4 separate regions of the Homo sapiens genome follow, and regions 2, 3 and 4 are each linked to region 1. Evidence: chromatin loops called from intact Hi-C (ENCODE). Cell type or tissue: dorsolateral prefrontal cortex. All regions are shown on one strand. Links, peaks and the distances in the headings refer to the core of each region. The heading gives the core; the rest is flanking DNA.

Evidence for each region. Hi-C counts contacts between places; a loop is a spot of excess contacts. Peaks named below come from ENCODE experiments on the same cell type or tissue, not always from the same donor. Only the 100,000 strongest peaks of a DNase experiment are listed, where the experiment ranks them.
Region 2: a loop joins it to region 1, with 4 times the contacts of the local background. A loop is called at or near these places in 11 of 110 quality-filtered maps.
Region 3: a loop joins it to region 1, with 3 times the contacts of the local background. A loop is called at or near these places in 11 of 110 quality-filtered maps.
Region 4: it touches region 1 in a loop (4-fold over the local background); 3 of 110 quality-filtered maps call a loop at or near these places.

The regions. Positions count from the first base shown.
Region 1 is chr20:20,564,945-20,572,493 of GRCh38, reverse strand. It overlaps RALGAPA2 (Ral GTPase activating protein catalytic subunit alpha 2), which reads left to right. Exons shown (of 40, transcript NM_020343.4): 22 at 548-646; 23 at 881-1,036. Among named protein-coding and RNA genes, the nearest start is that of RALGAPA2, 140 kb to the left of the region's middle. In dorsolateral prefrontal cortex, for the core only: CTCF peaks have their summits at 3,494 and 3,717 (motif pointing right); DNase peaks (open chromatin) are centred at 3,713 and 6,302.
Region 2 is chr20:20,446,683-20,454,231 of GRCh38, reverse strand. All of the region lies in intron 37 of RALGAPA2 (Ral GTPase activating protein catalytic subunit alpha 2), which reads left to right. Among named protein-coding and RNA genes, the nearest start is that of INSM1, 82 kb to the right of the region's middle. RefSeq lists an enhancer at 1,353-1,462. In dorsolateral prefrontal cortex, for the core only: CTCF peaks have their summits at 3,367 and 3,568; DNase peaks (open chromatin) are centred at 1,661 and 3,571; H3K4me3 peaks cover 1,358 bases; H3K27ac peaks cover 2,986 bases.
Region 3 is chr20:20,462,122-20,469,670 of GRCh38, reverse strand. All of the region lies in intron 37 of RALGAPA2 (Ral GTPase activating protein catalytic subunit alpha 2), which reads left to right. Among named protein-coding and RNA genes, the nearest start is that of INSM1, 98 kb to the right of the region's middle. RefSeq lists an enhancer at 5,653-5,702. In dorsolateral prefrontal cortex, for the core only: a CTCF peak has its summit at 4,118; DNase peaks (open chromatin) are centred at 4,124, 4,330 and 5,390; H3K4me3 peaks cover 602 bases; H3K27ac peaks cover 3,375 bases.
Region 4 is chr20:20,431,579-20,439,127 of GRCh38, reverse strand. All of the region lies in intron 37 of RALGAPA2 (Ral GTPase activating protein catalytic subunit alpha 2), which reads left to right. Among named protein-coding and RNA genes, the nearest start is that of INSM1, 67 kb to the right of the region's middle. In dorsolateral prefrontal cortex, for the core only: a CTCF peak has its summit at 3,487 (motif pointing left); a DNase peak (open chromatin) is centred at 3,453; H3K27ac peaks cover 674 bases.

The DNA of each region.
Region 1 (7,549 bases), core at 1,397-6,396:
TATGAAAGTAGAATCTTAGAGTACATACAAGTTTTTTTTTTTTTTTTGAAATGGAGTCTTGCTTGCCCTGTCGCCCAGGCTGGAGTGCAGTGGCGCCATCTTGGCTCACTGCAACCCTCTGCCTCCTGGGTTCAAGCAATTCTCCTGCTTTAGCCTCCTGAGTAGTACATACAATTTTTATTCTGATTTTTGTTTGGGTTCTGACATTCACATGTATTAAATTTTTTTTTCAAAAACATGGTTCATGTTTGTTCAGTATAACTCATTAAAATGTTACTTATCGTTTGGAATTCAGGACCTCCCCAGCCATTAACGTTCAAGGAAAAACAATGCCTTTGTTTTGTATATAAATCTAAAACCACATACAGTAAGCCAAACATGTAATTCAAAAGGATAATTTCACAATAAAAGAGAAACTTGTAAATATTACAGGTTTTCACTTATAGAAATTAACTGAAAGCAGCTATATGGTCACAGAAGACTGTTGAAATACTGTTGGGATAAACGTAATGTTACCTACCCTAAAATTCTCCTCTTTGTGAATTAGATACGGGATAATCTAGCAATAAGCCTGGATAACCAGTCTTCTCCATCTCCTCCAGTTTTGATCCCACCACTCAGAATGTTTGCATCATGGCTGTTTAAGGCAAGTGGATATGTGTTTATTCCTTTATTGCGATTTCCTCTTCCTTTCTGAAATTGAGTTTGAAAAATGTAATTGCCCAAGACTGCATGTTTTGAAGACAGGCTGGGTCTTACTAAAGTAACTGCATCCCACATGTCCATAAACAACTCTTAAGGAAAACTGAGAAGTAAATGAAATGTTGAAATACTCTGCACCTGGGCTTGATTTAATCTGGAAACATCATCTCCTTGACAGGCGGCGACACTGCCAAATGAATATAAGGAAGGCAAACTACAAGCCTACAGGCTGATCTGTGCCATGATGACCAGACGCCAGGACGTTCTGCCAAACTCAGATTTCCTGGTGCATTTTTACCTTGTGATGCACCTGGGATTAACCAGCGAGGATCAGGTATTCTGCGACTCCTTTATTGTGATTGCCCATTAATTGGAAATAGCATATCACTCTTTAAAGACATTAGTAATATTTATGAAAATACATCAGAAGTGTTGAATTTCTCAGTAGTTTCAACTCTTTTACACACAGCAAGCACAATGGTCTTTCAAAAATGTAAATCAGGTTTCACATCCCTGCTTCTTCTCCCCACTGACTTTGCATTTGCATTGTGCCAACCAAATTTTAATTTTATTCTATGGCCTCTATGATCTAACCTCTGCCTGTGTTGTCAACCTCAAAATACTATTATAACCACTTTTTGTTTGGGTTCTGCATTAAATATGGTTTGAAGAAAGTGGTACTGATCATTTAAAAATGTTTGAAAATTGTTGTTTTAGTAGTTAGGATGTTTTTGTGAAAGACTTTACCTGTAAGATAGAAGATGAGTCCAGACATTTCTTGATAAGGAGTTATTTTAATTTCTCCCAATGCAATTTAAGTTTGGTTCAAGTTCGAACAGAAAGGCCCAAGGAGCCACTAGCTACCTCTTCCTCCTTGTAGGCCCTAGGTTTGGGAGATAGGGTGTGGCCAGACCCTGACCTTCCTCCCTTGGGAAGACTTCTGCCAGTTGAGGGAGATTACGGATAGGGACACATGGATTCTTGACTTGATTTGGGATATCAAGCAGGCAAGTGATGTGATTGATTTATGCTTCACAGAGATTCTGGACTGCATTTGGAAGATGGATTTGAAAATGTGATAGTAGGATAGAATCAGAGATTGGCCTGTAGATGGAGAACAATTAGGAAGTGTTTAATACAGATTTTAAAAAAATGATAAGAACTAAGCCGGTAGCATTGGGGATGGAAAGAAAGGAATAGAAAAGATTCAATAAATTTTAAGACATTTCATTTTATTACTAGGTTTTCTTAACCAATATAGAGGTATAGGGAGTGTTTGAGATTTACCCTTTAAATTGTAAATACTTATTAATGAACTTGAATCATTTATTAACTATCAAGTAACTGTCCTTTCTGCATTTTTTGTATTCGTTGAAGGTATGATGCAGACACACAGACCTTTTGATACCTCAGGGTACATGTAAGAAGTTATTCTCCTGATAAGCAAACTTTTTTTGTTGCTTTAGAATGTACTTGAATTTAAATAGTTTGCAGTATGTATTTCCCAATACTTACTTTGAGCTTTAAAAATCATTGAACTCTTATATGAAATAATAACCATACTGTCCTAGTGAGTAGTCTGTCATATTCATTGTGATTTTAGCAGTGTATAGAGGACATCCATGTAGCAGGCTGGCTTAGTCCCATAATCTCATTTATTTCCTAGATAAATGTAGAAATAGGAACACAAAGTAGAATTGTTTGTACTCCCTGCTCAAATATTTTACAGGCATCATTGCAAGTGGAAGCATCTTTTACAGAATGATGCAACTCAGGGTATGTGGAGGATTATGGGGTATAGAAAAGACAATTAACTCTCAGATAATAATGAACTCCTTCAGTGAAAGAAACAAAAGAGGAAGGTTTACTTAACAATACCCTACTTTAAAGAAGCCTTATGCTAATATTTTGCAGGAAAAAAAATTTACTTGGAAATAATAATCAACTATAGATCCTTCTCATTTTATAAAAACAAGTAAGTTAGCAGTAAACAATGTTCCTTAGAATGAATTTTTTAGAAAGTCACATAAATGAGTTTAGAATTGTCTTTCTATTTTAAGATGTGTTGATGTGGAAATGAAACAGTAAAATGAGATGAAATAAGAGTATATTATATAACATTTGAGAACCTGAAAAAAATTATTTTATAAATCATTTTCAAGAAATACAATTTTATAGTATAGACAAAAGAATTTCCAAATTTTGTGCTTAAAATTGTTTTTACATCTTAATGCATGTTATGTTTTTAATTAAGTTAAGGCTCAATATCTTTTATAGTTCATAGTGGAATACATAAATCTTAAAAGATGGTCCAATGCTAACAGTAATCCCAACATTCAGACTTCTAAGATGAAATGAGGATATCATAAATCTCTATTTAAAATCAGCCTATTATTTAGGCTTAGTTAGAAGCTTGAATTTTTATGTGAGTTTAATAGAGTTGACTGTTTTCTTTAACCTTAACAATTATTGTTATATATTTTAGAAGCGCTGACTGTCTGCCAAACAGAATTACTCTAAGTAAACTTTATTCCTTTGCCAGATGAAAATTACGCAGAAGACCTAATGAAAGAAACTTTTTTTCATTTAAGTTAAGAAATGTCTCTGGTAATTAGTTTAACTTTTGATCCACACGTCTAAATAGATCATAGTGGTTGTTTCAGAACTTATGTAATTCTGGAAACACATGTTATATTAATTATAAAAAGAAAAGAAAGCATTTATGGTAGAGAATACAGTTAAATTCAATTTTTTAATTAACAAACTATGTACCTGTGACTGGTACCATCTCAGGGCTTCTTTCTATTTTGTGAGAATTCTCAAAGGGCCACACTTTTATGTATCCTAGCAGCAAAAGGATTTATTTATGCAGAGAGAACCTTATGAAAGATGTCCTGTGTTTTTAAATAAATAATCATAAATAATTGTTTAAAATTGAACATTATCAGTTTTGTCTCACAAATAAAATCCAAGGTGGGTTTCTTCCTTTTGCCTCTGGGTGGCACACTTGTCTGCACGACGCAGCTTTGTGGTTCATGGGCCTTTGAACATTATGCTTTGTATGGCTTGGTTGTTTCATGAAGTTCTTTCTTAAATCTGAAGGTATCAAAATTATGTCAGTAGTGACCAATAAAGTGTTGAATTAAATAAGTTATAAGATGCTAAAAAGTATTTTCAAACATAATGATGTTCATAGTAATTGAAGACATTTTTTAGTTTAAAAAACAATTTGTAAAGTAGATGTCTCATGAGTTGTGTTCTCTGGCAATCCTGGAAAGTTATAGTTTCATCTAATATGATAGCAAATTTATTATGTAAACAGACATGACCATTTGTATCTTAAAAAATAATAATACATATACCAAACAGCCAGAAAAATGTAGTGCATTCCAAAGCAACTGTTTTTAGTATTTTTAACCAGTTTTGGTTATCCTAATAACTTATGTAATACTAACACAATGAATTTATCAAGTAGTATTTCCCCCGGTACATATGTAACATGGGTTCGTGGTTGATTGGTGTGATCGAAAACATGGTTTGAAATGGCTTTATTTTTTCCTTGACAATGAATTTTTTTTAAAAATTGATGTTAGTGGTTTACAAAATAATTAGGATTATAAACAGTTCCAAAATAACTATAAATTATGAAGAAAATTTGGCGTGACTTTCAGGGCTACCCGGCCTGCCTGTGAAGGAGTCTCCCAGTACGCTTCCCTCTGCTCAGCTGCTTTGTGTCTGAGGGTGGGCTGGTGATGGTGCTTAGGAGTATTTATTTCTTCAGCACTCACAGTGCTGGACTCTGTGCTGGGGACTGCATGATGTTGTACTATTGAATCTTCTCTGCAATTCAATTCAATAAATACCATGGCCTATTTTATTTTATTTTATTTTATTTTATTTTATTTTATTTTATTTTATTTTATTTTATTTTATTATTGCTTTTTTTTTTAGAGATGGGGTATCGCTCCATTGCCCAGGCTGGAGCGCAGTGACACAATCATAGCTCACTGGGCTCAAGCAGTCCTCCCGTCTTGGCCTCCCAAAATGCTGGGATTACAGGTGTGAGCCATAGTACCCAGGCCCCTGAGGCCCATTTTATAAATAATGAAACTTCAAAAAAATATCTAAAACTTTTGCCCAGTGCCACAGGCTAAAAAGCCTGTTAGAATTCACATACAGGCTTGGCTTATTCCACCAGGTATGTTTTCTTTTATTGATTCACAGCAAGCGTATTGGTCCAACAGCCTTGATGTTGTTTCTCCCTTCCGTTTTATTTTGCCTGGGCTCTGCCCTTGGTCCTACTCCACTTCAGAATCCTCCTTATTAAACTACCCTGCCCCAACCTGGAAAGACCTTTCCACAGTTGCCTTCTCAGTTCTTCATCATCCTTCAGTTTCTCTTCTAAAGCTGTTTCTTGTTGTTCTCAGTTTTTCCTAACACTTAAGCAGCTTTTTCACATCAGAATTCCCCAAAATAGTTTGACATGAAAGAACCTATGATTTGGATTTATTAAAAACAGTTTTTATTAATTTCATGATTATTTAAAACAGATGGAAAGATCAATATGTGTGAAATGGAAAAGGACAGTTGAGGAAAGGAATTTTATTTTCATGTTTGTAAGAACATGTATCAGAGACTGGAAGGTTTTCTTTGCTTAAAATAAGTGAGCTATTTTTTAACAATGACTTACAGATTTAATGTCTTAATGTAATTTGTCTGTTATACATCAAAGTTAAATTCTCTTTTAAATGCAAAGCCTACATTAATGTAAAATTATTGTTGCAAATATGCATATAGACATTTTGGGAAATGTGGGTCTTTGTCATTTTCATCTATAATATTGTGTTTTATAATGCACCAAAAAAGCATGAGGCCTCTCTCCAATGCAGAAGTGTTTGTTGTTCTGCCCTGAAGTAACATATTTGGATCATAACAGCATAAAGTTAAGATCTAGTGTAATAGAGTGTGATAAAGTGTATTGGTTAAGAGCATGGACCTCAAGTCAGCTTGTCTGATTTCCTGTCTTGGCTTTGTTACTTATTAGCCAAATCATTTGGGTTTGCTGTGCTCTGGCTCCCTTATCTATCGAATGAGGATAATAATAGTGCCTACCTCAGAGGGTTGTTTGAAGACTTGAAAGAGGTAAAAACATGTAATGCATTCAGTCTGGATCATGGATATGATCCCTTAGTAAGCATGAGCTCTTGTAATAATATTAAGGGTAAGGAGAAGAACAGCAACACCATCATTTATTTCTGATATCTTAAAGTGTTGATTTTTTTTCTTTCTCCATATACATTTTCTTACTTTGAACATAATGATTTGACTAAAAAACATAACTAGGCATTGTGGAATTTTACAACGTGTGGAGAAATAACCACTCCCTGTGCTGTAGACAGACATACCGATTGATACATTTGTTTTACCCATGTATGCTTATGATCCAGAAATGCTTCTTTTGTGTCCATGGCTATCGGCTCACTTTCCCTCACTTTTCACCCCACCCAATGAGCCTCTGTACAAGGAAAGCTAGAAAGCTGAACACTGCATGTCCCAGACTCCTTGCAGCTGGGTTGGCATTGACCCAGGTTCTGTCCAGCAGAGACACCAGCCAACATGGCACTTGAAGGTAGATGTGGGGAGTGGTGGGCAGCAGCACAGGGGGATCTGGGTCCTCCTGTCATGGAGGTTCTGCTCCGGCACCACCATCACTGTTGAGATGAGCAGACAGTGGGCTCTGCTGGAACAGCCTTGTGATGTGGCTGGGTGTTCCTGCTTACCAGCTTTTTCCTGGCTGTGGAGATTTGTGATTGGTTCCCTGGCACTTCTAGACATTCTCCAGACCATCTAACACCCTCATAGAAGTCTCTTTCTTCTTAATCTCAAAACAGTGGATTCTCTTGCCTGCAAGTAAGACCCTGGCTCAGCCAGTAACTGCTCTGCAAAGTGCTGTGCTGGTCACTGGCAATACATGATCAACACTGGTTCATATTTCAGTTGCTGAATGCACTTGAGCATTAATTTAATTTTTGTATTTTTAAAATTTTAGCCACTTATTTTGTAGGCAATAATATTTAGCTTGTAGGAACATTTTGCTTTCATTTAACTCCACATTTTTATGAACGTTTTGTCACATCAATGTTAAAAAAAACCATAATTTTAAACATCATATATAGAGCAGTATTCTATCACAGAAGTCAAAGTAGTTCATGATTTTCTTAACGGGTGTTACAACCCCCTCTCATGAGGTATATGATGGAATAATATAATAATAAACAGTCGTTTGTAAAAAGATCCCATGAGGCCCCTCAGTGAGCATTAAGACTCAGCAGTGAGCTTTGAAAGCAAGGTGCAGGGGTGATACTTGTAAATTGGCCATACCTGACTCTTTTAATAACCCCAGACAGCCTGTATCATGCAGTCATATGTAATAATTGCATCACCTTTTCTCAGACAAAGAATTGTTCTTTGCTGAAAATTTAGACTTGTTACTATGGAACCATATATGTTAGATAAACATAAATTTCAAAGTATATTTAAGGTGAAACATAAGTGAGTATTCAGTTCCAGGAAAGGTAAAGAATTAGGATGGCAAATTGGAGGCCTTGTTTATCTCAAATCCCTGGAAATAATTTTAATACATGTCTCTAAAGTGCTCATTCTGTACAGCAAGTGATTTTACCAAGGTTTTAATTTATAGGATTTTAACTCAACACTAGCAGATAAAGTACTTATTTGTGAATTTAAAGATCTAACTGATGTTCCGAGGATGAAATAATAACTTTGATGTGTATCAGTAGAGGAACTTTAGACCTTTAGAAGGCTAACTTTGTTAAAGCTTCATTTA
Region 2 (7,549 bases), core at 1,411-6,410, 120 kb after region 1:
TTTTAAACTCTATGCTGATCATCTCACCTTTAAGGCCACTTTCACTAATCTGCACCTCACAGGCCACTGCATCCTTTCCATTTTTCACAGAGTACAGATAACACCTTCGGAGAACCCCTTAAGTTGAGCTTAGCTCACAGGAAAACTTCTGAGAAACAAGTTTTTCTCCAAGAACCAGGTAGTTCTCTCTCATATTTACACACATCCTGCCCTACGATATAGAGGTGCAAGGTGCATTTCTTGCTGGAGATGATCATTCAGTAAAATGTCTTTTACTTAGGGCTTAAAAAAATCTTGACAAAAAATAATCAACTGATTCTGATAATCTGATAATCTCATTCATATTCCTAGACACCAATTCTGAAAAGTCCAAAAGCATTTTTTTCGTTAGTGTACTCATTCATTCAACAAAATACCCATCGGCCATTTCCTGTATGCCAGGCACTGTGCTGTTGCTGTGGGTGCACAAATGGAAGGCCCGGTGCCCACCCTGGAGGGGCTCTTTGTTGAATACAGAGCACATTAGGGAAGAGAGCAGTGCACAGTTTCCTCATGGCTGTGATGCAGAGTGCAGCCCAGAGCCTCAAGGCGTCCCACAGAGGGCCTGTGACCTGGCAATTGGAGGGTGAATAGGCGTCACAGGGACTTGATGGAAGAAAGGAGCATTCAGAAAAAGTAAACGACTTTCAGCGGAAAAGAGCCTTTGGTAAACCTGGAACCATCAAGAAACTTGGTGATCTTGGAGCTTCAGATGCTGCTAGGAGCCCAAACCCACCCCCCGCAGTAATCAGATTGGGGTCCACAGCACCCAGATGTGCACACATCACTCCCTCCCCTTCTTATCGCTGTCTCATCTCACTGTGTCTGCCAGACACCTTCCCCCATCTCATGCCATAGACCCCTCACTCATAAGGAGATGTGCTACTGTCTTGTCTTGTGTGAGAAGAACAAGACCAGGAGGTGAAGCTGCTTGGAGCTGTCCTCTTGGGTCACCTGGAGAGACATCTGTTTACTTAGCTGCACCATTCTTTGCTCTGTCCCAGGCACTAAGAACCTCACATATTTTATTCAGTTATTAAGCAATCCTATCAGGAAGGCACAATTATGATCCTATTTTAATGTATTATGCAAACGCAATGCAATGTCTTAACACAATCTATTATGTCACAAACTTTTTTATGTTTAAAAAATATAGTTGAGGGAACAGAAGCCCAGAAAAGTTAAATAACTTGCCTGAGGCCACACAGTTTTGTGAATGGTAACCAGGACCTGAACCAGCAGCAGCTGCTCCACCTGTGCCATCAACTCACGGCTCCCCACCACCCCAGTGCCTGGTCAACACCTCTCCATCAGGACCCAAAGATGCCTGTGGAATTTTACTTGCATTTCAGTGCAACATTTTAAATCATGTTGGATCTGTTGGTCGGATTTATAACTTGTGATTTACAGCTGATTTTGATAAGCCACAAATACCAGTATCATGCTTTAATGAGACTGAAGGCATGAACGAGCAGATTCTACTCTTGAGGCTGTTGTGGGAACATGCCGGCCGACATTGCACTTACCCCTCTGAAGGCCGGCATTGTCGCCAGGCTCATTAGCATCCACGCTCCTCGCTGGGCCGTTGCCGCTTGCTAGCTTACCAGCTGTTCCTGCTGCTCCGTACAATGTCGGATGTGTTCAGCTCACTGGGTTCCTGTCCTCGCCGCCGGGAGGAGACAGCCCTTCCGCTGGGGATACCCACGTGGCTGCCTGTCAGCGGTGGCACCGAATAAAGTAATAGGCCTTCGCATGGCATATGGTGTCTGGATTCGTACAAGATGCAAAACTCTTCTGCAGCTAATGCACGATGACTCATAGCATTGCTAATTTTTCAAACAAAAGCTGACTTCCACACCCACACTTTTAACCCCTCCAGCTAAAACGTCTTGAGTTGCAAAGCTCTACAATGGTGACTTTTGGGTCACTATATAAAATTTGTTATACTTACTGAAAGTGTATGAAACGATTTGCTTTACTTTGGATTGAAGTTATTTTAAATTTCTATTTTAAGTTTATTTCCTCTCTATATGGGGAATTTTTAAGCTTTAACTTTCAATTTCTTTTTTACATTGGAAGAGTCAAAACAGTTTGGTAGATTTATTTTAAAAGCTGTTATTAGAAAATCGGTCAGAAGACACTGTATTAGTTGAACACTTGTAATTGTTTAGTAGAAGTTAACTTTCTCTTTTAAAAGCTTCATAGAAACTACTGCCTAATGCTCTTATCAATTCAGGTGTGGAGCATTTCAAGCTCACATTATAGTATTTTAAAGCTATAAGAGAATGTTGATTCTTTTGTGGAATATGATTTTGCATAGTCTCTTCTAGTATACTAAATAAGGCCCACTTAACCAAATTCTGGCAACAGAAATTTAGATTATAAATTTATATTAAAATGTCCATTTTTCAAACTAGAAAATAAATACATGGGATCTTCTAAAAGAATGTCCCTCCTAAACTTTGGATCAGTTGTGCTAATAGATAGCTACATTCAATCTGAGACCTTAAGTACTAAAATAAGGCAGTTATTTGCATTTACACAATCAGGCCTCCCTTTGAAGTAGTGATCAAAATATTGGTTCTTTTATAAATAACCTTTTACTGAACATTTTATTTAAACATTTCAGAGTCAGGAATTGCAACCATGAAATGATTAGGCAGTTTCTAATTATGGATCAGTAAGTGTTTTGTAGCCAGTCTGGCACATGAGCACTTTTGCAATCAGAATTTGGCAAATGAATGAATTTATAAAGGAACTTCAACCTAAGAGGGTAATATAGATTTTTTTAAAAATAGATTACTTTTTGGAAGCCCAAAAGATGTCTTTTGGGGAGCAGGCTAGACACTCAGAATTGATGTTTCATTTTGGTTTCATGTTTAAGTCTGAAGTTTTTGCTTTCTGATCTACAGATAGGAATTCAAATGCACATCTAACTTATAAAGGGCATTCTATTCTCTGAAAATGAAACAAAAATATATAAAATTTCTAAGTGGGCCTCACTTTCTATATTCCAGTTTTGATGCCATTTTTCAAGCATGCTCTCTAATTTTGCTCTTTGCCATTGGAAATAAGCTGGTGTGTATTTGGTGTGCCTAAAAATTTATTAGGCACTTAAAATTCTCCACGTTTGGCATATGTGAGGATTTCTAGTTTTGCTTTCACTGCCTTGAGTTTGAGAGCTATGTTTGTTGTTGCTCCTACTAGTACTTTTATTTTATCCTATTACCACTCATTTTTATGAAATGAGGGCAAAATTCACTGGAGTATTCAAATAATTACCTAAGGACAGAAGTGGAGACACTGCTGAGCCTGAACTCTTGGTCAGTAGTTAGTGTCTGCATGTAACTGATAAAATGCTTTCTCATCAGCCAATGGACCAGAGAGTAAACTCAGCTCCAAAAGGCAGTTTGGAACATCAGTGCACGATGTGCAAAAGCGCAGGCTGATCACAGGCACCCAGAAGGACTGTTGGACCATTATTCTCACTCTTGGCGACAACCCTGCAGAATGGGACTGTGTTAACCCACAGATGGGGAGAGTGAAGCTCGAGGAAGCTGGGTCTTGGCCTGGGGCCCACAGCCAGGGCAGGGCTGGGATGAGAGCCCAGACCAACCTGACTCTATGGCCGCCTGCTGTTTCTCATTTGTGCACACTTTTGACCTAAGAATAGGAGACCATCAAAATGATATAGCTTTCAGAAAGTGAAGCAATTCCAATTAGTTTTAGCTTGTTCTCTCATTATTGTTACCAAGTGAATCCTAGCCTTTTAAACCTTGATTGTATGGAATAAATATGAAAACAAAATTATCGTTAAGTTAGGATGGAAAGTATTCCCGTTTTGATACCATGTGTACATCTCTTACACCTAAATACATGTAGCTTCCAAATTAAAAAGCAGTGAAAATATTAAGTTTAAATATTCTTACTGGCATATCCCACTTAGAGTCCATCCCAAAATAAGCATCTAATTGATGTTAGTTAGTGTGCTTTTGCCTTGAGAAATAGTTGAGGACGCAGTTCCATCACAGTGATTTTTCTGTCTTTTTGCTAGCAAGATATTTATTTGTATATGTGGAATCCATTTATATTCTACCTCTCTCTAAAATAGATTTGAAAGAGCTTACATAAAGGCCATGTATAATGAGAAAGAGAAAATCAAAGCCCAGGAAGCGAGGATGAAAATAAGAGTATCATCTGAAGGCATACAGAGAATCCACAGTCATGGCTCTGGCAGCAGAGCAGGGCATCCCCATTGACTACTGCTGACCTCTAATGCTTGCTGTAAGGTGTAGCTACCACATGTCTTCGGGCCATTCTTGTTCTAAAGTTGTCAATTACTGTTAATGAAATTATATTTTGTATAAGTTGGAAGACATAATAGGTCATTCTAACCTAATAAGTTCCAGACAACAGCATATATTTATAGGAAATTTTTAATATCAAAATGATTTCTATTCTACCCCATGAGTTCAAAAGATATCTTTGGAGCAGACATGCAAGTTCATGTGCATCACAAGCTAATTAGGTCCGGGGGAAAAAAAAAAGTTAAGGGCTTAACAATAGCTGAAAAAGTGAAGAATTAATTAGTGACAGGGGAAAGTATGATTGAAAAATAATCTTAATGCCCACATTAGCTGGCTAGCTGCTTTTGCTAAGCCTTTTAGTTTAAAAAGCCCAAGTACCTGACATTTTGCATCTGTTTTTCTGTGAAGATAAAAGGAAACTTGAGTGTCTTATTCTCAATAATGGATTTTATGTGACAAAAAGGTTTCTGCTCCCTTCATTTCCATGGCCAGGCATTTTTATATTATTGCCCCACCGACTGTCATTTCATGTTTAACTCTTTGTAGACTCACACAGCTTTCCTCAACCCTGGGGATGGTCTGGGATTGAATGATGTCAAAGCCTCTCTGTGTACTAGGTGCTTCCATGCATGTTGGTCTTCTTGTTACCATGTTGCAGGACTTGTTGCCCTATAATCCAGCTCTTCTCTCAGGTTTGTTTACTTGTGATCACTATGTAATCATTCATTTTATGGAGCTTCATTAAGGACTGCAAACCTCTGTCCCAATTTAGCGTCATTCAAGCGTAGGTAGCATCCATCTGCTCCACCCGCACTGTTTAATTAATGAACTTCATAATGTGTTTTTGCCTGTGAAAAGCTCTCTGTCTCCTCAGGTTGTTAAATAAGATGTGCATTCCAGGTTTTCTGTGTTAAGATTCTAGAAAACCCGCCATGGGAGGTGCTAATTATGGACTCACCGAACTCCTGTTAAGTCGTAACTTGAAGGCAGATTTACCTTTTTTTTTTTTTTTCAATATACATTCATAAACCCAAAGTCAGGTCGCTTTTTGAGTAAGTAAATCACTGGTCAGTTTTCATAGTCATTCTCTTCACTGAGAGTAAAGATTAACATTTTTTTAAAGCTATATTTTCTTTCAGTACCCTAAAAATATATTTGTTACTTTGAGGTTTTTCCTTCTGAAATTAAAGTTGTAGAAATGCTTGAATGTCAAAAATGCTATTTCTGTTTTCCAATATCTTTTCGTAGAATTGCCTGGGAAACTTTGTAGGATAGATTCTATTAAAAATAATGGAGTAACAACTGTGTTTCTTGGAAAATAGTAACACTCAAGTAATATATTTTTTAAATTTCATTATCTGTTTAATTATTAGTGTGTTCTAAAATTCTGTCTGGATTTAGAGGTGTTTTGTTGGCACCTCTTCAAAGACCTGATAAATTTGATATTATATGGCAGATAGCATAAAACTAGCCACATTCATTTACTTAACACATCTATTAACTAAGACCAGGAGCTTAATCCTGATTTTTAACAACCGGACAACCTATGGATTATCTGCCTTTTCTTAAAGACTATTTAACATTGAGATTAAACTACACTCTACTCGGTCAAGTACTCTCAAGTCCTAGAAAAAATTCTTTCTGTCTTGAAATATGATAGAGTTCTACATTCATGTTGTATTCAGCTCTTTTCATCACAATATTAACTCTTATTTCTATAATGGTGAAAAATACATCTGAATATTCATTTTTCAAAAACAATTTTTACTTACCCCCATCCAAACTGGGGAGGGACTATATTTGTGTTCTCATCTAGCCATTATAAAGTTAATACATTGGAAAAAATGAACGTTAAAGTTGTTTCACATTAAGTACCCCATGTTCCATGAGGATAAAAGCAAAAGGGATTAAGAGTTGGAAGAATAATTGGAGCACAAGGAAGGCAGAATGATGCCCCCTTGTTTCTCTCCCTTCTCTAACATTTGTAGAATTGCATGCATCAGGGACCTGGCACATTGCTGGCTACACTGAGGATGCGGGGCAGAGATCCTCAGATACTGTCGATGTGGCTCAGTCCAGTAGGCAAGAGACTGTCCTACCTCATCCTCTCTACAGGTGCCCAGAAAAAGAGCTTCATGATGACAAAAAAATGAGAGACATTGTGAGATGAGTTCCACTCCTTATTTTATGTTGGGTTGAAGTGCATGAAGTTGTTGATATTTGACTGTTTGACCTAGTTAAAAAAAAAAAAAAGGCAATTTGATATAATTCAACCTAATTTTTTGCATTACAAAGCATAGAGAATATGTGAATAGCAACTTTGTTTACTAACCAGAGGAATCTGTGCACAGGTGCTGTGATGAGGGTTTAGCTGCCTTGACAGGACATCTGCCAGGGCTCAGGATTGTGTTTGTGAAGCTTCTCTGGAGCCCCTTGCTGTTGAGCTCTCTGCATCTTGAACCATTTTGGCCTCTCTTCGGGACCATCTTTTTCCTTTAGTGTTGTGTTTGTGTAGCTGGTTTCTCTGGGCATTGTGCCCAGTGAATGTTATTTTTGTTTATTGTATGCAGTGTCTCCAATCCTGTTTTCATGATAAAGTCTTTAAAAATCAATTAACAAATGAAATGCATCTTTGCCTGGGAAACTTTCGAATTGCTTGCCATGTTAGCAAATTCTCAATACTGCCACCAAGTCAGACAGCTGACCTCCTTCTGGTGCTGGACAATGGATAGCCCCCTTCCTTTATCAACCCATTGAAAAAGAGACTCAAACCACTTTTATCTTAATGAAATGAAAAGCACAAATGGAAAAAAGTTATCTTTGCTTTATATGCAATTGTATTAAAATGTTGAAATCTACAAGCAAGATAATTAAAATGCTATCCCTGCCAATCAGCTGAGAAATCAGTTTAACTGGGGTTTGACTTCATGACAAATGGGCCATCAAACTAAAACTTAGCAGAACTATGGCAGCCTGAGAGTTCCAGAGTGGAATTTGGCCTTAGAACATTTCCTAAGTGCGAGTTTGGGCACAGCCAGCCAAAGAGGCTCGGTGACTTGTCACTCCAGAGAATGCCTGCAGTGTCCTCACCCTGTCACAGCCTCAGACACATTTTGAATCTGCAGGAACTAGTTCAACCCAGGAAGTCACTCACTTTATCATTTATGTAGAACCACCAGGCCCAGTGGAATATTTGCCCTCTG
Region 3 (7,549 bases), core at 1,245-6,244, 100 kb after region 1:
GAAAAGGTTGCCACACAATATGCAGTGTGCCCGTTAGGAGGAGTTCACCCTGAATCAAACAGATGGTGGCTTTTTAAAATAAACGTCCACTTCAATAGAACAATAGTCTCAATGGCATTCACCATCTCTACTCGCTGTAACTATCAGCATTTGATGGAGAGAACTGGGCTGCCTAAGAAAAAATAATTTTGTATCTCATTCTTTCACAAGTGAAATGTACTTTCATTTTCAGTTAACATATGTGTTTGATAGTACCAGAGTGTCCCCTCTTAGACCCATGACTTTGGAATCTCATTGCTAAATTCTGCTACGAATTTTCACATCTTCAAAAATGACTCCTCTCCCTAAAGCTATAACAACCTTGTTTCTTTCTTGTTCAGTGGGATCTTTGGTTCTTTTTCCTGGACAGATCTTTATTTTTTCCATTCATCTCCATACATTTCAGAAAATAAGTCAAATGGTACCATGTGTTCTATTTTGCCGGGCAGCACCAGTTAGCATTCGTCAACATTTACAGTGCCCCTGCCATGTGCCAGGCACAGTCGTTGCCGCTAGGAATAGAAATGTGAAGATACTCCAAATGAGGGGCCAATGTTTGTTCATGGACCAGGCTTTGAAAGAGCACATCATATTATCACATTTGAGAATGACAGATGCTTCCATATGGCAGAGTATAGAATACACACACACACACACACACACACACAAACACACACACACACACACACAGGATGGAGGTGATGGAAACATTTAAGGGGCCATGGACGGGGTTCTGAGAGAGAGCAGGGGTCTCGTCGAAGGCAGTGGCAGGGATGATGGATTGGATATCTAGGTAAAGGAGGTGGACTAAGTCAGTGTGGGACCTGCTAGATTTGTGGGGGTGTGGAGAGAATGAGAAGAATAGAACGGTGGTCTCTTGGTGGTATGAGAACAGAATCGCAGACAGAACTCTCTGGGCCATTTGAAGAAATGGCTTGAAAGGAGGGGGCAGAGATAAAGAAAGACGGGAATAGGAGAGAATGGTTTCACAGAAAAGCAGGAAAGAGAGAAATGAAGGGTTAGTTTCAGCAGACTGGCCAAGAAAGAGACATCCTACTGGGTGGTTTTATTCATGACTGGTTCTAGCAGACTCAAGTCTTCACCTGGAGGATTGGGTATAAGAGGACCTAGAACTGAATTACTGCAAGGTAAGATGTTAAAACATATCAGATAGTAGCAGCACCACAAAGAAACACTCCTGAGTGAGGTCAACACGTGCCTGTGAATGAAAAATGCATGGGGAGAGGGGCTGCATTGAAGAGCGGCAGCCAGAATGGAGTTATACCCCCAGATGGGAGGGATGGCCATGCTTTTCTAATCCAAATTTCTAAACAGGCCCAAAGCAAAATATAGCTGTAGTGGGGATTTCTACTACTTGATATCAGCTCTGACATACATTCAACCAAAGGTGACATGTGTTTGATAAATTCCTGGCTGGCAGACAATCTCATCTCTCTTCTGAGAGATGCAAACAAGAGGCACTACTATTTTTGTTTTGGATCCATTTCTTAGTAATTTGAAGGAATGGATTTTTGACGTTGGACGTTGCAAAAAGTAATGAGCTTTCAGTAGAGTTTGTATAAGAATGGGAGGGAAAAAAGAAGAAGAAGAATGGGAAAAAAATGTTGGTAGACCTGTACCCTAGACACTTGGGAAGCACCTTACAAAAAGAAGAGTTCAGAGGAAGAAATAGCATATTCCCCTGGGTGGGCTGAGACTGTAAAAGGGAATGAGGAATTAGAGATTTTTAATAAGGGGATTTTTATTAAAAACTTAAAATTATTCCTCTGAGAAAGAAAAAGGGGAGGCCTGGAGGAGCAACCAATATAGCTGCACAAGGTTGCGTTCTCTGATGCGTTCATAGTTAAAATACTCACATCAAGATTCAAAGAGGAGCTCTTGACTCTGTAAATTAGCAGGTGGGCACTGTTAGCCAGTATCTGAATGACTTCCGTCTTCTCTATCACATCTCCTTCAAATGGGAAGGGACAGAGAAGTGCCTAAGTGGATAAATTAAAACTCAAGTCGCTAAGAATACAATCAATCAATCAATCAATCAATCAATCAATGGCTCTTGCACCTAAGCTCCAGACTGCAGGGCCACGTGTATCTGGCTGTAGAACAAATAATCTCAGAACCACAAGAAATATTTTTTTAGAAATCATGTAGAATAAAGGATGTACCCAAAATTGGAAACAGGAAAATATTTTGTTTTCAAAAAGGATTAAAGGATGAATTTTGGAATGTTGCATGGATCCTTTGTAAAATTATTAGACTAGGTTACTAAATAGCCTGTGAGCCTTCAGAAATGAATATGTTGACAAAGTATCCGGAACACACTTACTGTGTGTTTTATAAGATTACTATTTTCGGAGATTAGAGGAAGCATATACATCTTGATTTTGGTAAAATATAAAATAAAATACTATCATCTGGCAGGTATAAGAGAGAAATATGGGCCCCTGAGAGTTGGGTGATTTCACTGTGACCAAATCTAAAATACATTAATTCATGGGCACCAGTCAGCAAGAAGCTTTGTGTGTCTTGTATGGTTTCGATGCCACAGCTTTGCTGTTAACCCGTCTTCCAGTCAGCAGTTTTTTCAGTAACTTTCATAAAGGTCTAAAACATGTTTATCAAGCCACCATTTGTCAGAAAGCTGAGAGGGTTAACTAATTTGACACGATGCAAAGTCACACATTAGGATTATCTCAACAGATGAGAGACTTCCAGGCCCAAGCCAGCAAGATGAGGTTTAAGAGGGCAAAATGTAACGTTATGTACTGGGCTTTGGATAATCAGCTGCCTGAGTACAGGGTGAGAGTGATGTGGTTTCATAGCAGTCATTGTGAACAATGTCTGAGGATTTCGGTTGGCCACAGATTGGAGATGAGAGATGAGAGTGATGCAACAGCCAGCCACACCAGCATTCTCTTGAGACCTCTGCATAGGAAACATGAGGTCCAGTCACAGGAACTACGGCCTGTGCTCCTGCAGCCTCAGGGAGCATCCAAAGGTGGTGTGCAGCCCTGGGGCCACATTTTAAAAGGGACCTCGACCAACCCAGAGCCAATCCAGAGAAATTGTAACCAAATGGAGAGCCATTAAAACCAAGAAGTAATTGTTTCAGGAGTCTGAGAGGTATTAAAAGAGGATGGCAGTCTGCAGAACTGTGACCAGTGAATAGAAGCAACCAGGAAGCAGCTTTATCTCAGTGTCAAGTCAAACATTCAAAAACCAGAGTGGGCAGACCAGCTGCCAGCACACCAAATCCAGCCCACAGATGGGCTTTGTTTTAACTGCAGTTGTCCTCCTCACATTACCAAAAAACTAAACTAAAAATTGAGTTTGTCAGCCATGCTGAAAAATTGGGAGAGTTTGCATTTTTAAAAAATCTAGACTTTTGACTTCTCCTGAAGAATCAGAATATCTGACCCTATGGGGCCTTCCTTCTACTGACAGCAGTCTCTCCACAGAATATGTGCTGTCACGGTCACCACAGTCCCTCCTGGTGTCTCCCCAGTGCTGAGGCCTGGTGCCAGGCACCACCACCATGGCACCCACCATTTGGTCTCTCTGAGTTGGTGAGAGGGCTAATGGGCCAAGCAGGTAAAACAGTGCCTGTTCCTTGGTGAAAGCCCAGCAAACGTTACCTGCAATTGTTGTATATTATCAGCCTGGCCCTTGCAGATACTGGAGTTTCAAACCTCTGTTGTAAAAATGGAACCACCTAACTGTGGAGTTAGGCCTCAGGAAATATTTACTTTTTTACCATTGTGGGTATTAAAATAAAGGCTGGTAGAATGCTGTTCATTCAGTGCCTTGCAGAAGGTCCTCTTCTGTGTGAAAGGCTGGTTCCCTGGGGTAGGAGCTGCCCTCCACTCTTGGTGCATGGAAATGAGGCCCGTGAGAAGTGCGAAGGTGCAGGAGAAATCTCGAGAGAAGGTGGTACACTCTGCTATTTTTGCTATAGAGTGACATCTCACTGTTAGAAAAAAGACCATCCCTTCAGAAGTTATTCTCAACCTCACAGCCTGTGGAGAAACCAGGCTGATGCTCCCCCTAGGGGAATATCAGGAACAGCCTCATTCTTCCTTCTTTCTCTCTTTCCCCCCTCTCTCAGCTCCATCCCCAGTGGGTCACTGCATCTCACTACCAACCATCATAGGGAGCGTGCTGCTTCCCACTGGGATGACCCCTAACCTGGGAGTCTCCTCTCAGCCACTCTGCTATACCCCACCCTTCACACTGCCCTTGAGGCCCTCCTGTGCCAAGGACCCCTCACCCTCCCATAGTCGTCTCTGCTCTGACTCACTCCTTGCCAGCCTGAACCTCCTCTATCCTCTGTCTCAGATGTGGCACTCTTGCCACAGTGCTGGCTTTCCCAGTGGGGGCCTTGTGTCCATTCTGCTGCTGTCCCCTAGTATGAGAGAGTGTGTGTGTGTGTGTGTGTGTGTGTGTGTGTGTGTGTGTGTGTGTGTGAAGGCCTGCGGGGGGAGGGAAGAAGCTGGAGAGTAATTTGGTAAGAAACATTTTGGAAAACAGAAGCCAAAAGTAAATCATATTTTATAAAATGATACTTTTTCAAAATTGAAGGCCTTAATTGCCTAAGGTGAAATATAGCCTTAGGAATAGAATATGTATGCATATGTATGTATATAAATATACATTAACTCTCTCTTTTCCATTTTTGAATGTTTAGTTTACAGCTGGATCCTGAACACTTAAAATAGCACCTGACACATAGTAGGAACTCAAAAATAGATAGGATTCAAGAGGAAGCAAATAATTTTTACCGAAAAATTGGTTTTTGTGTTTTTTTCTTCTTACTGGGTGTTTTGTGCATATTTTTATTGTGCTCTAAATAATCATTCTAACATTATCACCCCTAAGTTGTTGAAGCACATTTATATGGAAATCTTGGCAATTAGAATGGTAACTTCATATTTGATTTTAAATTAACAGAATCTTATTGAGATCACTATAAAGGAAGTGATCCCATTTTCTTAGAGCCATTAGTTTATTTAGTTGGTTTTTGAAAGAGAGATTGAATTCAAACATTGTTAAAGTCAGAAACCTTGCAGACAAGAAGGAAGTGGGAGGGAAATGTACCATCAAAGCCTTGGCCTCCTGAGAAAGGAGTGACTCTCTAGACCTGGGTCAGAAAGAAGTGTCTGAAAAGGCCTAATTTCATTGTCAGAGTCCATTTATAAATCCTAGGGACCTAGTTGTGGTTTTTTGTTTTTAACTCTTAATTGTATGTAAATTGTATACACATAAATAAAACAGGCTTGTAATGCCTAAAGGAAGCTCTCCATGGCTCTGAGACTGGGAGCGGGCGGGCCTTGGCTGAGCATGCAAATACTGACAGCTGAAGTCACTTGTTGGAAAGTCCGCAAACTCTGGTTACAGCTGCATTTGTCAGTAGCTTTAAGGGAAGTGTAATCAGCCAGAGAGATTAATTTGCATCTCAATTAGAAAAGAGTCTGGAGGAAGCACTAGGGTCTGTTGCGGGAAGGTTGTGGAAGAAATCTCACCAAGCACAAAAGCCTCCTGGCGCTTCGTCCTCCAGCTGAGTGGAGGACAATATCTGAGGTTTCGTTTCCATAGGGACCAGAAGCCTGCTGGGCCCCAGAAGAATCTCGGGTTTGCACCGTAATCATTTGGTCATGATGACACAAATTCCACTGTTGTTCCCAAATACATTTTTGCTATTAGAAAGCTGTTAGAAAAGTGGAAATGGTCATCATATCAAAAGCATGCAAGAGGGTATTTGCTGACCCAACTTACCTTTTTCATAGTGCTGCTAGGATTGCTAAGCATTTAACATTTATTAATGTCTGAGTATTCAAAGAGCAAAAGGTCATTCCATAAATGACAATATTTCTTTAGCATTCAGATGGTTACTTTGGGAATGACAGAGCTTCAAAGGGAGCCATTATTCCTGATTCTTCCACACTTTTCAGCAGTAGGCAAACAAGATTATAAATTTTAAAACACAGGCAAGGAAGAGACATGGAATCTTCTGGCCATGAAGCATAGAAAAAAGTCTGGCCATTACAAGACTTTTTATAATCCTAATGAATCCTAATAAAAATCATAATTTAAAAAAGCACAAAGTAGTCTAAATTTATTAATTTTCCCTTTAAATATTATCTAGTCATTTTCATAGGCTTTGATACTTATATCACACGGCTCCTTTGTTTTCAGAGGAGTTCTTAATATTATCAAAAGCGGGTACAAAGCCTGGTGAGATCTAAAGCTGTCTGAACCGTTTATCCATGCCAAATCACTTACTCAACCAGGAAGGCCCACCCTTGGCATTTTTGGAAGAAGACTTTTATTTCAGGTTTATTTTGTTCTCTCTTAAATAGTTAATTCATTGGCCCCAGCTTCAAAGTGAGAAAACAAACAAAAAACAGTGAGACAGAAAAAAAAAAAACTGAATCCTACATTATAAACTGTTGACTACAAACTGAATTCTTTAACAAAAAAAAAAAAAGTCAGGGTTTTAAGCCCATCCTCCTATTCTGGAAAGGGAAGGGAACAAGTTTCCTAAAGACAATCTCTTCTGGTGCCCACAGACTGAAATAACACATTGCAGTGAGACATCAGAACCTCTTAATCCAACATTAATCAAATTTCAGTTTACTAATTATCAGTCCCATGTTGAAAGGAACAGAATGCCATAAACAGCATCCACAGAACGTTTAGTGGACTCTGGGATTATAAGCAATATTTTGAAAGTGAGACTTTCTGTTATTCAAATCTCTAAAAAGGATAATACATACCTTATTAGAATAAGAGACGCTGCAAAGCCAAAGAAGGACAAAGCAGGCAAGTCCAAATGGTGGTCCCTTCTGTGCAGAGTCTGCCCTGGCGTATACAGTGAGCTCCCAGCAGGTTTCCGTGCTGGAGTAATTTGCAACACACTCAAGTAAATTTTTTAATGAAAGCAGAATACTTTTTTGGTAATCTAGGGGTGAGTACGACCCAAATGCCATCATGTTAGCCTTGAAAGGGTGTCCTTTCTGTTTTACTACTGAGGAATTTTACCACACTCTAAAAGGGGTACTTTGAATTTTGTGCTTCAGATACATTTCTGAGGCCCTGTGCTTTGAAAGCCTTAGATAGAGACCATTGGGGCCAGGGTGGAGGAAGGAAGGATACTGCAGGGTTCTGTGCTGGTGCCCACTCCCTTTTCTCCTCCGTGATGATCAGGTGTCCCGTGTGCCAGCCCTAGGGAGTCCAGATGCACTTTAATGTTTACATTGTGTTTTGCACATGGCTTTAACACATTCAACTTGAGAAGTGCACAGCTGCTTTCGTTTCTAGTAGGATAGCATGTCCCCAAAATGCCACAATATTTTAAATAGCCAACTCTTGGGTGATTTCTCATTATTCCTTAGAAAACCTACACCTGATATTCTGTATGTTCAGATGGTCTTTTTGTAACTCTTTTCATCAGAATCACAAAAATGAAATGCTACAATGTTTAGTGGCTTATGAT
Region 4 (7,549 bases), core at 852-5,851, 130 kb after region 1:
TGGGAGAGTGACTTGAGCCAAGCCAGGTCACGTCTCCTAGTCTCCGTTTCCATGCCTGGGAAAAGAGATGGTAAATAAATCCTACACGAAAAGTAATTAGTACAGGGCCTGCTAGAGACAGTGGCCTAATGAATGTGCTTTTCTTCCCCTTTTGCACATTGGGCCTTTCCCAATGAAAGGTGACCCAAAGTTTGCTCAGGAGAAACAAGAAGTCAGAAGAACAACACAATTTTACGCCTTTTTTTCTAAAGGATTTATTTCTCAGCCTCCATTTTGCATAAATAAGTACTCTGTAAGGATGAAGTAAATATATATGAATTTAGTTGTTTGGGGGGAAATACATATATATAAATAATTAGTCCGTCTTTTAGTCTGATAGCTTGAAACTCCATTTTGTTTTCAGTCAAATGTGAGAGTCTTCCTGGCAACCCCAGCTTGACCCTGTCTTTGGATCTGGAGCTAGAAACCCAGATTGGACAGTTGGCGTGCGTGCAGTCCCGAGCGCACTGCCTGGCAGCCCCGGGCCCATGCTGCCTGTGGTCCCTGGTGGCTGAGTCACCCTGATCACTGCCTCTGAGGGCTGTACCGTGAACATACCCTGGAACTTAGCAGGGACACTAAAAGGGATAAAGGGAGTCAGTCCCAAAGGCAATCTCTCAACCTTCTTTGTGCCATGGATGTCTTGCACTTCTCAGAATGTTTGTAAATGCAGAACATAAAGCATATAGGATTCCAGAGTACATCAGTTATAGTGAAATGCTTTCTAAAGCAAATGCATATATAGTAATATAGGAATGCCTTTATTCATGCATTAAATACCAAGCTCTAGTAGTAGGTCCAATAATCATTATAATTTTGAAGCAGTAATGAGCAGAATCAATATTTTGAGACACTGGTAACAATATAATGCGTCATGAAAATATCTGATTTCTACTGGTGACACAGTCACAGGTAGTATCACTGTGGTATGTTCCTATTTATAACGGAAAGAAATGTTTCATTTCAGCTAGAGGATAGGATAGTGAGAATGAAGATGTGCTTTTTTACCATCCAAGTTCAGGGACCCCTGGAATTTTGATCATCACCCAGAAGATCCCCATGGGGTCCATTGACCCATATTAAGAACCACTCTTTGCGGGATTCATAAGAACCACGGAGTCAGGATCCACTGGAACCACTGCAGTGTTGTTCCTTCAGCCAGCTAGCCTGCGAGAGTGGTTTCTGAGACTCTGTAGGTATGGGGCCTGTTCTCTGGGTGCTAGATATACCACAGTTCCTGCCCGCATGGAACTTCCATTCCAGTGGAAGAGGCTGACAGCAAGCAAGCTAGATCATGAAAATCCAGGGAAGTTAGAGCATGGTGAGTACTGAGGAGAAAAATGAAGCCAAGAAAAGGAGAATGAAGGGTCTGGATCACAGTGCCTCCTGAGAAAAGCTGGCATTTGAGCAAAGACCTGAAGGAGGTGAGGGAGGCAGCCAGACAGGGGTCTTGGAAGAGCATCCCAGGCAGAGGGCACAGCACACACACATCGTGTGTGTGAAGTGTGGGAAGGGCTCCACACCACAGAGGTGACAGCAGGGGCAGGCACCCAGTGGGGCAGGGCCTTGCCAGCCACAGTAAGGACTTCCGCTTTTCCTGTGAGGTGGGAGCCATCTGAAGGCTGAACGGAGGACGGCACCATCCCTGAAAGCCTCCTGCTGCTGGGTACAGAGGCCAGAAGAGGTAGGAGGCCACAGCCATAATCCAGGAACGAAATGACAATGGCGTGGCCTGGATGGTGGCGTGTGGTGGTGACAAGTGGTCAGGTTCTGGATTGATGGGGATTTGTGGCCAGATGAGACGTGGCATGTCAGAGGGTGCAGAGTCATGTGTGCCTCAGTGACCAGGCGGTCTTCAGGACGTTCAGAGTGGTTTGTGGTTGCCAGTCTCCTTAATTTCCCCATTTACAGGAGGTGAACTTCTGTTTGAATTAATAATGCCAACATTTATTGAGCTAACATTTATGAAATTATACATATTATGTATTCCCATGTGAACAGATGGTTTGTGTTCAGATGCCATTGTGCAGAGGAGGCCACAGGACCCAGGGAGGATGGGGACCTTGCCAAGGTCCCACCGGCAGCATTCAGAGCTCGGAGCCTCCCGTCAGTTAGTTAGCCCCGGAGCTTGGTCTCCCCGGTGCGGCTGCCATGATGGCCAATGCACAGGCTCGGATGAGGTGGCGCCCTGGCCGCCCGCCCGTGGCAGGGATTAGATCAGGCATGGCACATGAGTGTGTCTGGCAGGACGTAGTGGGCAGTCAAAATGGCAGTTTCCTGCCTCCCTCCCTTCCAGGAGCCTGGGGCTTGACGCATTGCCTCTCCCAGAACGCTACTCACCCGACTAGGCCAGGGTTTTATTCTTTTTTCTATTTAGATTACTCTTCGGCCTCCAACCTTATGGCAGCAGAGACGACAGTGTCAACACATTGAAGCCTTCGTGAGCCATCCAGTGTTTGTCTCCCCAGGGGAAGTGAGATGGCTTCCCTGGGCTGGTGTTCTATGCCTTTGTGTCCTGGCCAGGGCCCAGGACCGGCTGATGGCAGGGACACTTTGCCGTCTTACTCATGTATTGCCGTGACGCTTAAATACACTTTATCAACCACTACCAGTTTTTTCTTCATATTAGGGATGGCATTGGAAGAAGGAATAGATAAGTAACGTGTTTGAGCAAAGAAAGATCTACCCTATTAAATTGTTTTATCTGGTAGGGATGGTATTTAAATAGACTGAAATCTTTTTAGAAAACTCATGCAAAGCACATGTGTAGAGAACTTGATCTGATTTACTTGGAACATGGAAGTACTAAGGATTTCAGTAGCTCTGGTTTCTTCGTGGGGTTTTATTTGAAGGGTCCTGGAAGCACTGTATGCTGGAGGCTGCTGTATTTCCTGAGGAGCAAAGTGGCCTGAGAGAGAGGGAGCAATGTCCACAGGCAGGTCTGTGATTTAGGCAGACAGACGGGGAAATGTCTGGGGCCCAGCGGGCTTTTCCAAGTAATCTGTTACTGTCTGGTATTAGGGTTAGACCATATGAAATGCTGCTTTTGCAGGTTAAAAATCAGCAATTTTGTATGATTCAACTTGATACATAACTCACCCCATTTCAAGACTTGAGCAGCTACAGTATTTATGGGATTGTTCATTTAAACAGAACTTAGAACAATAAATTTCTAAGAATTTTTACTAATCCTGCTCACAGACTAATCTTGATTCTTGTCCATGTGAGCTCAATCCAGAGCAGTCCCTGAAAGGCCATAGATCTAGTGCAGTTCCTGCCTGTGGCAGTGTCCACAGACACATCCCAGTGTCGGGGTCCCTCGTTCCCTTCGTGAAGAGAACAGAGCCACCTCTTTTCACCACACTGGGACTCCGGGGCAGCATCAGCCTGCCTCCTTCTTTGCTAAAAATCACACTGTGCCACATCTTTATCCTGCCCCCAAGTGGAGAGACGCACATGCTCCTCCCACTTTGCTATGGCACAGCATTGTCAGCTCTGCAGCAGCCAACATTCTAGTAAGGGTGTGACCCCTGTTCCCTACTCTTCTCCTTCAGATATAATATGATTCCGTACACTTTATTCAAGAGTTCATTCTTTACTGTCCTTCCTTTTTTGCTCTGTATTAGCTGCATTTATGTAAATTTTTCTCCCCCAAATGACAGTGCCCTTAACTGTAGATGCTGTTATGCATCCTTTTCCTCAGCTGCTCCCAGCATCTAGCAGAGTACGCGCTGTCTGCCCAGGGTGGTGAACACCCTCCATCTCTGAAGTGTTGCTTCTGCCTCTGCGTCATGGACTTTAGTTCCATATTGTTGCAGCATTCGCCTGTCCCTCCCATGCCTCCCATGACCATTTTCTTCATCCAGGGCTGAGTTTAGAGCCAGGGGATCTGGCATCAACACCCAGGTGGCTGTGCAGGGCCTCCTTGAGGAAAAGGGTCTGCAGTATCCACCACTTTTAGATACCTTGCACCTCAAGCATTGGCAAACATGGCATTCAAGAATCGTAGGTGAAGAACAGAGTCCACATTGGAGCCATCTCTCTGTGATGTCCCGTCAGCTTCTGGGCATGGGGTAGGACACAGGAGAATAACTTGTAGATTTGTTTTTCATAAGTTCACTTTGAATGCCTTTCTCTAAAAGAAAACTTTTTTGAGACATGGTCTCACTGTGTTGCCCACGCTAGAGTGCAGTGGTGCAATCACAGTTCACTGCAGCCTTGACCTCCCAGGCTCAAGCGATCCTCCAGCCTCATCCTCCCAAGTAACCAAGACTACAGACATGCACCATCACACCCATCTAGTTTTTAATGTGTTAGTAGAGACGGGGTCTCATCACGTTGTCCAGACTGGCCTCAAACTCCTGGGTTCAAAATATACTCCTGCATCAGCTTCCTAAAGTGCTGGGATTACATGCATGAGCCACTGCTCCCAGCCTCTAAGAGGAATTTTAATATAGTCCTCTACCCAAACAGATGAAAGGCAATGGCAGACTGCTTTAAAACAAACACATCCCATGCAGAACGTGGTCATCTCCTCCTGGTCTTCACTTCTGAGCATTTGGCCATGCTGGTGGCCTCCGTCTGTTTTTAGTGTTAGGATATCAGAGGCTCACCTGCATCCATTTCTGGTTGTGGCTGAAACAGTCCCCTGCACAGCTCACAGGGGACTGAGAGTGTTTCTGCTTGCTTTTAAGGTGCTTTTTACAACCTTTTCCATCTCATCAGGCTTTGAACTTATTAATTTTAAAATCCAAGGCCTCGTTGCTGACTGTGGATTTTAGCTCTGCACTTTTCCCGGGACCCCCACAGAGGAACTACTGGCATTTCCCATGAGTTCCCATGAGAGGCCAGTGTGTGTGGCTATGAGCAACTTTTGTTTGGGAGAGACTAACCATGTGTATTAAAATTTGTTTTATTTTTGTCTTCATTTTGCTTTTATACACTTTATTCCTCACTGCTGGACCTTGCTAAATTACTAGAGCTTTGATTTTTCAGGGGCTTTTTCAGGCCCCCAGATGAACAAGTCATGGACTTCCCAGTACATCACCACCCCTTCTCCCTCTTCCTCCCTACTACAGAGAGCTTACAACTGCATGCCATGTCTGAGTACAAAGAACATGGCCAAAACCTTCATCTACATGGCTGTTAAGTATACTTTACTATATAAAATACATATCATGCAGTATTTTGTTATTTGATCTACTTTCTGTTCTGATAAATTTCGGAATTTCACTGATGTATACTGGATTTTGAAGTATTTTAGCACTTGTCTGTTGTGTGGTGAAGCAGAGATGCTAATCCTGGTCCTTCGTGAGCATCGTCTTCATCTCACAAAAACATCCAGACTATCTCATTTATCAGCTGACCTTGTCTCTGTGGTCCTTTGGTCAAAGGTCTTTGTGGTCCTTTTTAAGTAAGGGCTTATTTTAAATGAGCTGAGTAGGTTTGTTTGGGGAGTACTTATACTTGTTGGACCTCATCTGAGAAACATTTCAGCCTCATGAGATAAGTCAAACTGTTGGTGCAGCTTGCACAGAAAAGTACTGCGTTTTTAGGTTGCATTTGTATTGATACCTTACATCAAAGAGCTTATTCCTGTTTTCTCACAGGCTAGCAGCCTCTGGAGATATCCTGTGCCTGGCTGCAGCTTCTCCAAATCCCCTCAGCCCCTTGCAGGGTTTGAGTGCTCCTCCTAGTTTCTTTCTCTCACCTCTTTTAAGATATTGTATGAGAAGCCCCTCCCTGCCCAACCACCTTTTTGGGCTCTGGTTAAATTACTAGGTGGAACCATATGAAATTGCTAATATTGGTTTGCCTATCACCTAATCTTGAACTCGGAGCCTTAATTTCTTCAGCTATAAAGTGAGAGTAACAATACTTTCTTCATAGGATTTTGTGAGAATTATTCAAGATAATTTGGGCACACAATTGACTGGCACATAGTAGGACTGATAATTATGTCTGAATGGAGAGACAAATGGATAGAAGTGTTACTAGATGTTTGTTGGCATCACATGAAATGACCCAATGGCTTGCCACTAAATTTGCATAGTCATTCTTAAAATGCAGGCTCTTTAGAATGGGGAGAATTCACTTAGGAGATTCTTGGTGCTCACGAGTGAGCCAGATGTGCACCTCCAGACAGCTGGAGCGGAGGCTCTGCCCATGCACCAAGTGCTGCTGGGCAGTCAGATCAACCAGTCACTTTCACATGGACAGCTTGAGGGTGGACAATTGCAGAGTTGGAGTATTTAATGATAATGATGATTCTCCCTGGTAAAAAGAGGAAGCGGGCTAGTTTTAAAAAATATTCAGAAATGAGGCTATTTGGAGAGATTAGAATTCATTTTTTTTTTCAAAATCATTCTAAATAAATAAATAGTTTTTTGTTTTCCCATGTATGTATAGCATGGTGGAATGTATTTTCCAGTGTTTCCGAATATTGAAATAGTCTGCTATTTAGTCTCTCTCAAAGAATCATTAACTTTACATCAAGATGTTCTAAGGAAATGCTGTGGCTCTTGTTTTTAATTTTCTTCCACTCAGGGGGATTAGGTGGCATTACCAAGTGATTTAAAAATCCAGGTAGGTGCCTTTAATTTGTGCTGAAAAAATCCAAAAGCTCATTAAGTGACTTGCTGAAATGAATATATACGGCGCTCACCTTTGAAAAGGTTAGCACCGTCACGAGCTCAGGGAGCCACTGCTTGGTCACTCTCCACCCTGCCCTTAGTTGTTTAACCCATGGTAATCACCTGGTTTGTGACACAAGGCAGCTCCTTATAACCAGCAAAGGAGAGCCCTGGCAGCCCTCCACTACAGGCACAATGAGACAGTCACAGTCTTGGATCCGTCTCTGTAGAAAATGTACCTACGTGTTTTATTCCATAGTGGTCGGGTCATCAAGGGAAAATAAACATAGCTTCCTCTCATGAATTCTGACAGTGAAGACGATCACCAGCCTTGGAACAACGGTGGTTCCTATTTCACAGTCCTTACTGTTTCTCGCACCAACTGCTTCTTTAAAAAATTACATGACTTTAATGACCAAAATATAATTTATTATTAGTTACAAGTTAACTGATGTATAACCCATTTATCTCTCCCATTAAGTCTGTGCAAGTAATATTAGTGGATGTTTCTCATTGAAGATAGCCCCTACTTCAACTTTGCATAGAGGAAAAACCCGGGACACAGGCCTCTTGTAGACATTATGGCTGCATAGAGAGGTGCACACATGCTATAGAAGTGACATTTGGAACCATCAGATAATAATTGCATATATTTATGGGGTACAGTGTGATGTTGTGATACATGTATACATTGCAGGTTGATTAGATCAGGCTAATCAACTATTACTTCACATACTTACATTTATTTGTGGTGAGAACACTTAAAATCTGCTCCCTTTGCAATTTTGAAATCTATAATACATTATTACCTACAGTCACCATGCTTAATTTTTTTGCATATGGCCATCCTCCCATCTCAAGGATAATTTTAGAGTAAT